Regions from separate parts of the Homo sapiens genome. Here region 2 is linked to region 1. Evidence: chromatin contacts called from ENCODE Hi-C or POLR2A ChIA-PET data. All regions are on one chromosome and are shown on one strand. The core of a region is the stretch at or near the end of the contact, and the rest is flanking DNA. Distances in the headings are between cores, read along the strand shown. Region 1 overlaps PIK3R1 (phosphoinositide-3-kinase regulatory subunit 1). Region 2 has its middle 38 kb from the start of TILRLS.

Region 1 (5,376 bases), core at 926-3,425:
ATCCTGGGTAGTTGCAATGGCTAATAGAATTAGGTGGAAAGATCATGCATCCATCTATGTACTGCACATTGCATACTGAAATCTGAAAGAATGTTTTTGCAAAATGACTTAATCATACTTCTCTGAGATCAAAATTTAATAACATTACTTTCATAACGTGAATTTGTTCTATGTTGACTTTTAGTACTTGAAATACAGGCTTAATTAAAAATTTGTTGGCCAGGTGCAGTGGCTCACACCTGTAATCCCAGCATTTTGAGAGATTGAGGTGGGTGGATTGCTTGAGTCCATGAGTTCGAGACCAGCCTGGGCAATATGGCAAAACCCCGTCTCTACTAAAAATATACAAAAAATTAGCTGGGAGTGATGCTGTGCACTGTAGTCGCAGCTACTCAGGAGGCTGGGGGGGGAGGATCACATGAACTCAGGAAGTTGAGGCTGCAGCGAGCCATGATCACGCCACTACACTCCAGCCTGGGTGACAGAGCGAGACCCTGTCTCAAAAAAAAAAAAAAAAAAGAAAAAGGAAATTTGTTTACCATAGTATATGGCTTCTAATAAAGAGCTATACTGGTAAAATCTCACAGAAACAAAATTGCAAATATTTAGTCTTTCTCAGATTATATAAATTATTCCTAGAAAAGACTGCAAGCAATGAGGCTAATAAACAGGTTGTACTTATATTTTCATAATGACTTTAATTTACCTTTATTTTGCAGTTTCACAAATTTAAGATGAATATATTTAGCTCCCTCTTCTGGCATAATTTGAGAATTTTTTTGCTTACAATGGTCTTATTTATTTTTTTTGGACTGAGAATAAGGTTATCAATGTAATGTTGAAGAATGTTATTTATGAGTGTCATCCAGTTAGATTTTTTGGTATCATTGTAAATGGTTAAAACGCATGCAAAAAGTTTACGAAAACACCACATTTTAAAAACTACTAATTGACCAAAAAATACATAAACAAAGGCTTTGACAAAGTTATACAGAAATTTATTTTGATATCAAGTGGGCAGTGATCATTCATATTGGCTTCTGGATCTGAGACTCAGCCCATACCTGGCATTTGTGAGGCTTGGGGCAAGAATGCAAAAAGAGGCCCAAGTACCCTGTGCCTAAGTATTTTTGTTATAAATCATGTCAACTGTTCAATAAAATCTGTCCCATCCTTTCTAGGCAGTTATTTCTTCCTAATGACCAGGAGGAGAGATCTGAATTCAGGTTCTTGGGCTCCTGAGAGTTCTGCCCTAGAGTGTGGTATTATGGGGAGAGCTGGATCCTGGTTCATCCCTGGCTTCTCCCTGCACATCCAAACTCCCATCCATCCTGCCACTCCCCCCACCTTTGGGGCCCAGGGGTGTACCTAGACAGGGGGGTTTGTCCTGGGGAGGGTGGACCTGGGGGAAAGGCCATAAGAGGCCATTTAGCAGGAAATCCTGGAGCATTACTCTGAGTAGACCCTAGGTGAGAAGCAGTGGGCATATCACTTTGGCCTGGAAAGTGCAAAAGCCCAGAGCAGGGGTTCTTCTTGCTCGGGCCTGATGTAATTAAATTATTTTGTACGTCCTTCATTGTGGTCTAATGCATTCAACTATCCAAATTAAATACAATGGTGGGATTTTGTTGTTTGCAGCTTTGACTCTCCCGGATCTTGCAGAGCAGTTTGCCCCTCCTGACATTGCCCCGCCTCTTCTTATCAAGCTCGTGGAAGCCATTGAAAAGAAAGGTAACCAGACTGCTAGAGGGCATCAGTTCCTTTGTTCTACCCTTATTTCATGGCTCTTATTATTTGTCTCTTGTGCATTCATTAAGTAAATTTCCTACTACCAGCTATGTCCAGATACTCTGCTGGACACTCAAACTGTTTGGGGCTAAGTACTGGGAAAAATGTCTCAGTCTATAATTTCTAACTCTAGATTATCATGTAGTTTCCATATGGAAACTATTAAATTCTTCATAATTTAATAAATATGATTAACTTTCTTCTTAGAGGCCAGATGGTTTTGCCAAAATTATCAACATGCCAGGTAAGATTAATAGTAGGAGTTGACTTCCAAGAATATTTGGTACACATCTAGAACAGATACTGGATGGAAACTGGAATGTCTCTGGCAGCAGCCTCACAGGTTCTCCAGAGAGCTGTGTTTTGCATACATGGTCTGTGGTCTGTTTTGTGTCCTAGGTCTGGAATGTTCAACTCTATACAGAACACAGAGCTCCAGCAACCTGGCAGAATTACGACAGCTTCTTGATTGTGGTGAGTGTCACAGAGCTAGAAATGCAAATGGGAAAGACAGGTCTTGGCTTTCTGTTTCAGGTAATGCACACACACAAAATTGAATTTAATCTATGCAGTGTTCTAAATTTAAAGGGAACTCAAATCATGTACAGTTCTCCCTGCCCTGTTATGGTAACAGTGCAAACCTTTGAAATTTTTCTCCTGAGTTGGGCTGCAAGTGTGTGCACGCCTCCCTGCAGGCATGTTGGTCATCATCATAGCCATCAGGCCCTGGGTCCTGCAGAGGAGAGAAACCACCTCTTGGTGTTTCTCTCGCTCTGTGTATCTACCATCTTTCCTTGACCCTGAATTTGGCTACATCTAATTCATCTGAATCAATTAAAAAATATTTTTAAGCCTATGTCACTTAAGAAATGTCTCTTCTGACATCCTTTTTCTTTTATTACCTTTCCCTTCCATTTTCCTTTTCCGTTTCCCTTTCTTTCTGGCTTGCCTTCTTTCTTTTTTTGTGTTGAGTGCATTAAGTAACATCACGATATTGTTATGTTCAGTGGTGTGCTGATAAACCAACTCTCTAGGAAGAAAAAGGCCCTGGTTTGTAGCATCTGCCCATTTTTGTGGCATGAATATTCCCACCGGGGCTTATTTCAAGCTAACCAACATGATGTCACTGGATGTGGAATTGGGAAGAATTGAGGACAGTTTGTTAAATAACACTAATTAATTTAGCCAAGAGGGCTTTAGTACCCCAAACACCCACTCCCTCCTTTGGCATAGATGAAAAACTACAAATCAATTTACTTGCCAGCATTCCAGCAAGTCATCTTCTTATAAATCTTTCAAGATCCTTCATTCCCTCATAACGCTTAAAAAAATTATATACTGCCTCACATCATTTTAACTGAAATTAGGTGTTTAAGCCAAAAAGAGTGAAACTCAGTTTTGGACTCCGTCAGAGGTATAATTGTACAAAGAATGCCCACATGACAGTAAATGAGAATTTGAAGCATGAGGCAGTTTCAAAATGAGGCAACTTCTGAGACTTTTAGAAAAGAGGTTTTTTTGGAGAAAAGGAGGAGACTAGACCTTTATCAGTATCAGTAAATTCTTACACTTGAAATGTTCTGACCAGATGTTTCAAAAGTTAAAAAAATGTTTAACTCCATTTTTCCTTTGTACATGGAAATCAGTTGCATGCGAACAGAGCATATCCTCTTTGCTGCTCTGCCTCCTGCACTTCCCACAGAGCAGGTCATTAGAAGTTAACATGCAGAACACTCAAGGTGAAAAGGCTTGTTTTTCGGTGTTTCTGACAGCTTTATCAGGGCTTTAAGGAAACGCTGAATTTTGTCCTTAGCCAATTGAAATGAAGACACATGTTTGGGTCAGAAAATTGGTCAAATTATGAACACGTTTAGTCACAGGAAGAGTTTAGACATCAGAGCCCGATGAAGTGGAAGTTATTTGAGAAATAGTGGTTAGGTTTATAATGTGATCAACACAAAATGATGCAGTTTAGTTATTTAAAAAAAAAAAAAAACTCTTCACACCACTCGTGAGATAGAGTCAACAACCAAGATTCACGTCAATGGTACATTTTGACCAACAGGTTTCCTTCCCCAGTGAGATCAAAACACATAGAAAACTGGTTTCATTTGGAGTCTGTGCTAAAAAAAAGTGAAATTTGTGCCCCACCCCAAAAAATATAAATAAATAAATGATGTCCAAACTTGGGAGTGGATCTGCCAGATCTGTTTCCAACTCAAAGATTTTTCAATACATAAAAACATTGTATAATATCCTGGAGGAAGCTCCAAAATAGTCACTTACACCTAAAAAAAAAAATTATGGCTTTTAACTAACCTTGTGAATTACCAGTCTTTGAAAAGGACAGACATGGCAGACAATAGCCCACTTTTATTAGCACCTGTTATGCTAGTTCATCCATACATTAACTTTGTGATGTATGTCCTAGTAACTTTAACTCACCAGAAAAGAAAGCTGACCCTCAGGTAAATAATTTCTTTCACATTTTTCAGTGCCTTAGTGGCTAATTTTTCTGACTCCAAAAGTCCTTGATTTTTTTCTCTTTTTTAATTTTGCCCTAAAATGAATTGTTTCTTTGTCTCATGCAAGTTTTAATGATTCAGATTTTCACCTGACAGTTTTTGGTTTCATTTAACCTAATTCAGGCTTTCTTAGCCTTGGTACTATTGACATTTTAGGCTGGATAATTCTTTGCTGGAAGAGTGGGAGCTTGTCCCGTGCATTGTGGGAAGCTTAGCCACATCCCTAACCTCTACCCATGAGGTGCCAGCAGCATTCTCCCCCAGTTGTGACAATCAGAAATGTCTCCAGACATTGCCAGATGGCTCATGGCAGAGGGCAGGATCCCACTCCCACTGGGAACCACTAACCTAGGGAGAGACCTAAGGAAGAGGAGACTCCATTCCAGGGGGAGGGAGGGAGGAGTGAAGGGTTGGAGAGTTTACTGGGTACCTGTCATGAGTAGACTCAGTGAAAAGTGAGGTAGGAGAGAATGCAAACACCTCCAACCCAGACCTAAAGATTATGTAGCTCTTCAAAAGTCATCGCATGACAGGTAGGAATAGCTAATGGAAGAGCACGTTAGGCCAGTTTCAATGCAGAAAAGGATTCTTAGAGAGCAGAAGTCAGATAAATAGAACAGACTTTGTCACTAGCTCTAGTAGAATTTGACATAAGGTAAGGTTACCCAAAGACCTGCATAGGATAATTTTATTCATATACTATGAAAGTTCTTTTGATATACCTCATGTGTTGGAAAAGGGCTTTGATGAATTAACTTCACTTGTGGATTGAGCCTTCTAGTTCAATCCACAAACATTTAACACGTTGTATGTGCTGGACACTGAGGGATGCCAGAAGAGCAGGTGACAGCCACAGTCCCTGCCCTTGACGTACCTCGGTCTAGTAGGGAAACACATAATCCCACACTATGATTATACTCCTTGGGAAGTGTCTTGTTAGAGGGGTGGCTCATTAGCACTGCAGAAGCACAGAGGGAAACCCTGCCTGAGGGAGGGATGTGTGCATATTTATTATCTTAACGTTTATACTGCATCACCAAATGTTTTATCACATATTTTAGGA
Region 2 (5,438 bases), core at 517-3,016, 970 kb before region 1:
AAGACACTCAAGGAGAGAAGGGTTTTGGAAATGTCAACAGGAGAAAAAAAGATTTTCCTGACTCAGGCCCTCTTTGATGACCTAGGAAAACTGGCTTGGGAATCAAAGTAGGGTGAAGTATGGTCCTGGTATCAGCATCACTTGGGAGCTTCTTAGAAACCAAATGCTCAGGCCTTACCCCAGACCTACTGAATCAGGAATGTTGCGTGGGGCCCTGCTGTCCAGGTTTGAGTCAGCCCTGCAGGTTTTGGATGCACCTAATCTTTGAGAAACACCACTCTGGAACATACAGAGGTGAGCCCTGGGCAAAACGGTGAGAGAGAAGCTTGTCCCAGGTACACCTTTACATTTATTAATGTGATTATTTGATTCATAGCCATGTGCCCTTCTAGGCTGTAAGTCAGACTGTGTGGCACACAGGAAGATACATTACTCAGCTTCCTTTGCAGTCAGATTGGAGCCATGTGATTGGGTTCTGGCCAATGGAATGTCATGGAAGTGAGGTCATCCATGTCAAAGCCGGGGTCCTGGTTGGTATAGGGCCAGCCTGTATGAGGACTCTGAGAAATAAACTTACATGAGGTAACTGCGATCTGGGGGTTGTTTTTCACAGCAGCTTCATTTCCCTGATTAATACAGGTTATGAGCAAAAAATTGGGCAAGGTCTGATCCGTTTTTGCTTTTGATTATATTCAGGGTGATCGTTGAAATGTTAACCAATGCTGTGTCAGTGGGACCAGTCACTCTACACAGACACTGACCACAGGGCTTATAGGGTCCTGCAGGACCTCTGAATTGCCATAGTTAACCCTTTAGATCAGGGATTTGGGGGAGCTCCAGAGGTTCAGAGGGAGAGGGCATTGGCTGGGACAGTATAGAAGAACTTCAGTATTTTAACAACCCATACAGCCGTACTGGTGCATGCCAATTGTATCACTAATATTCAGTACAGTCGTGATACAAGTAGGCAGACAACAAATACTTTTTTGAATCAAAACCAGATAATTTGAACATAATGTAGTTGGGGTCCTACTGAGCATTGAAGATAACAATTGCAGACATCTGTTAGGAGTCTCCCCTGGAATAAATTGTCTACGGAATCTACAGGCATCCATGTGGGCTCCATTTTACCCACTTCCTTACTCTAAAAGATGGATGGAGACCTCCATTTAGAATGGAAGTCCTTGGCTTTGTTGGGTTTTTGAATCCCTTTGGTGTTTAATTTGAGCTCCTTTCCTAAACAAATGCACATATACCCATAAATATAAGGATGTGGATACTGTTTTAGGGGGTTCGTATGTCCTTTGGGCTCCATCTCCAGGAATGAAAAGTAAAACAAGGAGGAAAAAAATTCCTGGAAGTGGCTAAGTGTGAACCAGGACCTAGTTGCCTTTGAGCATAGAATATGTGTAAATTGCAAAACCAGGACTTAACAAGGTTTCTGCAACATCTATAACTTTCATGACATTTTATTTTCTCGGTTCCTGTCTTCTCATCTGTAGTGAATAGCAATATAAACTCTTAAAAAAAAACAGAAAAGAGTGTTGCATCTTTGTGTAGAAATGGGTATTAGCATTCATGTCATAATTTGTAAATTGAGTTTGACTTATATATCAAGGCAACGTATAAAAATGCTGCACGGGGTGCTCAGGCACTTCCTTCTCTGTCTCAGCTTCTTAGAGCTACAAGAGGTTCCTCATGCTTCCAGACCTTGTTTATTTTAACATCCACTATAGGGGACCCGTCTTCCTGTTTCCCAACTGGATATAAAAACTGTTGGATGGTGAATCCTGCAGATCTGACGGGAGGAATTTCTGGCTAGTGGGAGGTGGAATGATTCACTTACTGATGTTAGTGCAGTGAGACAAATCTCATTCATAAATGTTCTCTCACTTGCAGCAACTTTAGCTTTACTACGTTTTTATTACTGGATCATTCCAGAACCTGATGAGTCTTTGGCATGATCTAGAAGGATGTGAGGACACTTGCTATTCCACAATGCCCTATTTAAGGAATAGTGGGCACTCCAGGGACCAGAGCTAGATAGTCATCCTGAAACAGAGATCAGGGTTATGCTTGACAAAATGAAGCATCAGTTTTGTTTTTTTTTTTTTTTTTTTTTTTTTTTTTTTTTTTTTTTTTTTTAGGATGATGTAAGTCAAAAATCAACTCCCATTGAGGTTAAAAAAAGTACTGGCTGCGTAGCCCTGTTGCTGTCAAAGGAGCCCTCATTTTCTCAAGCCTGAGAATTGAGTATTTTAGGGAAAGAACTTTAGAGGCCTTCTGCAATTTGCAGATGAGCTTGAAGTCCTGGGAGATGAAAGAACTTGCTAAAGGCCAGTGTCTGTCCAGGAGATGACAATACTGCCGCTTGGCAAGGGCAGGTTTTTTGTGGAGAGGTGTAATAGGGAAAAGGTGAAGCATGGCCAAAGGAAGGGGTGTGGGTAAGTTTGGAATGGATTTGTGCTTAATCCTGGGAACCATAAAACATTACTCAAGATCTCTGAGAGTGAGGGAAAAAGTGCCAGGATTTGTCCATGAGATAAGTTGAGAGGGGAACAGAGAGGGCACATGTGGTGAATGTGTGGAAACAAATCACCTGGTTAGTAATTTTGCCTTGAGCCTACCATGAGTTTGGTGCTCAAACTCAGGGCAGTCCTCACCCACACACCCCAGAGGGGTCCCCTCCACACATGATGGGCTGGCCAGGGAGAGCGAGGCTGAGCCAGGGACAGGGGTGATCAGGGAAGGAGGACATGGTGCCAGGAATAAGAAAAGCAAAGTAGAGGCCAGGGGTGAGGGAATAAACAAAACTGGAACAAGGGAGGATGCCAAAGTTCCTAGAATCATGATCCGTCAGGAGCTGAGGAGCTTGTGGGATTTGGAGATCCTCACAGTGTAGCTCATCAAAGTCAGGGCACAAAGGCAGACCACCAGTCTCCGGAGAAAGAAAAGGTGCTGGGCCTGGGGCACGGGCATGGTGTTCTGTGCCCACTGACTCATTGCCTGCTGAGTCTCAGGGAGGTTTAGTTATTTACACTCAATTACACATCTTAACTCTGCAAATGTTGGCACTAGGATGTAGGCCTCTCTTCCATTGATTTTAGTTGCAATCAGATAGGAAAAGGAACAGATTAGTGCCTGACATAAAGTTAAGTCCTCAAAAATGTTTAGATGCGAGCACTTTGTTTGTAATGTTGGTAGCTCACTGCTATCCATTTCACATTAGCAAAGAAGTCGTTTCTCATGTTAACCTGGGAAGGTGGCACTGAGTAGAGATGGTGGGGATAGAGCTTACAAAGAGAGAATTTTGATGGGGCTCCCTGGAGGAGTGAGAGAGTACCACGCCTGAAAAATTGCTTGTTAGCTGGTGAAATAAATGTTCTTGGATTACTCAGTGCAGGAAGTGAGTTGCACAGTAGATAATGAGGGGGAATTTCCTCCCCAGCTATGGCCTAGTGAAAATGTAGACCAAGCCTCAGTAGTCAAGGTGGTTAAGGGGCAAAGTGAAGGGAGAAAGACGAAGAGGGGCGGGATGGATGCTCTCAGCTAGAAGCACAGTGGAACCTCGTCTCAAACAGGAGATAGCACATGGACTGGCATTAAAAGTCCTGCTTAGAGCCTCTATGTGAGGCCCCATGAAAAAGCTTATTGCCTATATGTGACATTTTAATGTGATTAAAATGAGCCTTGACAAAGTTGAGTCAGATGGGAGTCAGGGAGTGGGGATGGCCTGTGCACTCCAGCTTTTTGTGAAGTGAAGAGAATGTATATAAATTCTCTAAAAAGCCTCAGCAGACCAGTAACTGCAGATTTTGTATAGTTCTAATGAGACAGCATTTTAGTTTGGCAAACACATCAGTGCTATGTGTCCCCAAAGCCCAGTGGTATTTGACTGCTTAGTTTTTGAACTCCGAGAAGTGGTACAGCAATCTCCAGTGAGCACAGGAGATTTCAGATCACCAATAGGTTTATACAAGGAACATCTTAGCACATGGCTTAAGAAAACCTCACACTAATTATGTGCTGAAAAAGGTCATTGTGCGGAATTTCCTAAGAAGAATTCCAGTGTTTCCAACAGAGAGGCTTGCAGCCTGAGGCCATTGTGACATACTGCTGTAAAGCCAGTTTTTTGTGCAATTTCCATGGAAAAGTGGGGAAGAACTCTATAGCCATGAAGTCTATGTGAATTTGGAATGCTGCTTCTTCTAGCAGAAGCTCTTTGGTAATGAGATTCTAAGGGAGTGATGTATATGGAAAAAGTGGGCGGATTTTGAAGATTTAAAAATAACACATTCTTGGGGTTCATGTGACTCTACAACTCTGTTGTGTGGTTTCTTTGAAGTGCTGGGTCTTTGGACTGAAATTTAAATTCATCTCACTGTGGCCTTTGGAAACACAGCATTAAACCTCTGTCATGCACGTTAATGCTGGGGCAAAAGAGGACAGAAGATAATTGTATTCCTCAATATTCACACTATTTTTAGATTAGGGAGGGTGAGCACTCATTTTAGAGGGTGTATGTTTGTGTCACTTTTCTGAATCTTATACAGGATGCAGCAATCATGCGATGATCGCCAGGTTGCACAAGATCACTAAGGCCACGAGAGGCAGTGGATGATAACTTCAGTGGGTTTCGGGTATCTGGGGTATCGGCAGGCAGAAAACCTATACATGTCTCTAGGGCAAGGTCTAATTGTATGTGCATGTTAGTGAGAGGGTTAGTCTTATTTCAGTATATTTTGTCCTGTGGTTATGTAGGGCTGAAGTTACCTGTATAGACAGACTTATCTGGCAGGGCAATAGCTCTAGAAGGTTTGAGGTGAGCAGATTCTATGTCAGAGCAAAGACCCTTTTTAGAGGCAGTCACCAGTGAAGGTGTTTTCTAAAATAACATTAAGACTTCTCACTTACTGTGTTGACACCTACTAGGGTTTCTGTTACTACTATAATTGGACTTCTGAGACCAGGGTCCAAAGCCCTGAGTGCCCTGGGAACTGACTTCCAGCTTTGAACATGGCATTACTTCTCTTCAGCCAGCCATACCTCTTACCTTCCTCCTACTGTTGACAGAACAATTATTGATCACCCATTGGGTGTTTCTCATCATATTCTCTGGTTGCTTTATTCCTGGTAGTGCCTCAGCTTTTCTAGGATGGAAAGTGAAAGGCTTGTTCCTTGGTCCCATGGAGGGTTTTTCTATTTGCTGGTGCAGCCTGTAGAGTATAGAACGTAGCACAAAAACATAAGTGCTATTTGCCAAATAATTCTAGTTCTTCTCCCTCCTGCGTACTTGTGTGGGCTGCATATCTCAGCCCCCTTGTGGTTGGGAGGGGTCATCTAAATAGGTCTGGCCAATGAGTTGTGAGCAAAGCAACATATATCACCTCTGAGTTGGAATATGTCATTGTCAATGTGAGACCCTCCAGAGCTCTCCC

Evidence for each region. Hi-C counts contacts between places; a loop is a spot of excess contacts on that map. ChIA-PET counts read pairs that join two places held with the same protein, here RNA polymerase II (POLR2A). Pooled maps may share reads with other maps.
Region 2: a pooled map shows a loop between it and region 1 (2.8-fold over the local background). The contact joins two enhancer-like sites. A Hi-C loop is called at or near these places in 2 of 50 pooled maps. POLR2A ChIA-PET finds 5 or more read pairs at or near these places in 3 of 52 experiments (MCF 10A, Panc1 and activated CD4-positive, alpha-beta T cell).

The regions. Positions count from the first base shown.
Region 1 is chr5:68,271,752-68,277,127 of GRCh38, forward strand. It overlaps PIK3R1 (phosphoinositide-3-kinase regulatory subunit 1), which reads left to right. Exons shown (of 16, transcript NM_181523.3): 3 at 1,639-1,731; 4 at 2,188-2,262. Among named protein-coding and RNA genes, the nearest start is that of PIK3R1, 59 kb to the left of the region's middle. RefSeq lists an enhancer at 3,411-3,460. Within about 2 kb of position 2,176, at least 5 of the 41 ENCODE cell types and tissues checked have a DNase peak (open chromatin) inside an H3K27ac peak, as active enhancers do.
Region 2 is chr5:67,303,110-67,308,547 of GRCh38, forward strand. No RefSeq gene overlaps it. Among named protein-coding and RNA genes, the nearest start is that of TILRLS, 38 kb to the left of the region's middle. Within about 2 kb of position 1,767, at least 5 of the 41 ENCODE cell types and tissues checked have a DNase peak (open chromatin) inside an H3K27ac peak, as active enhancers do.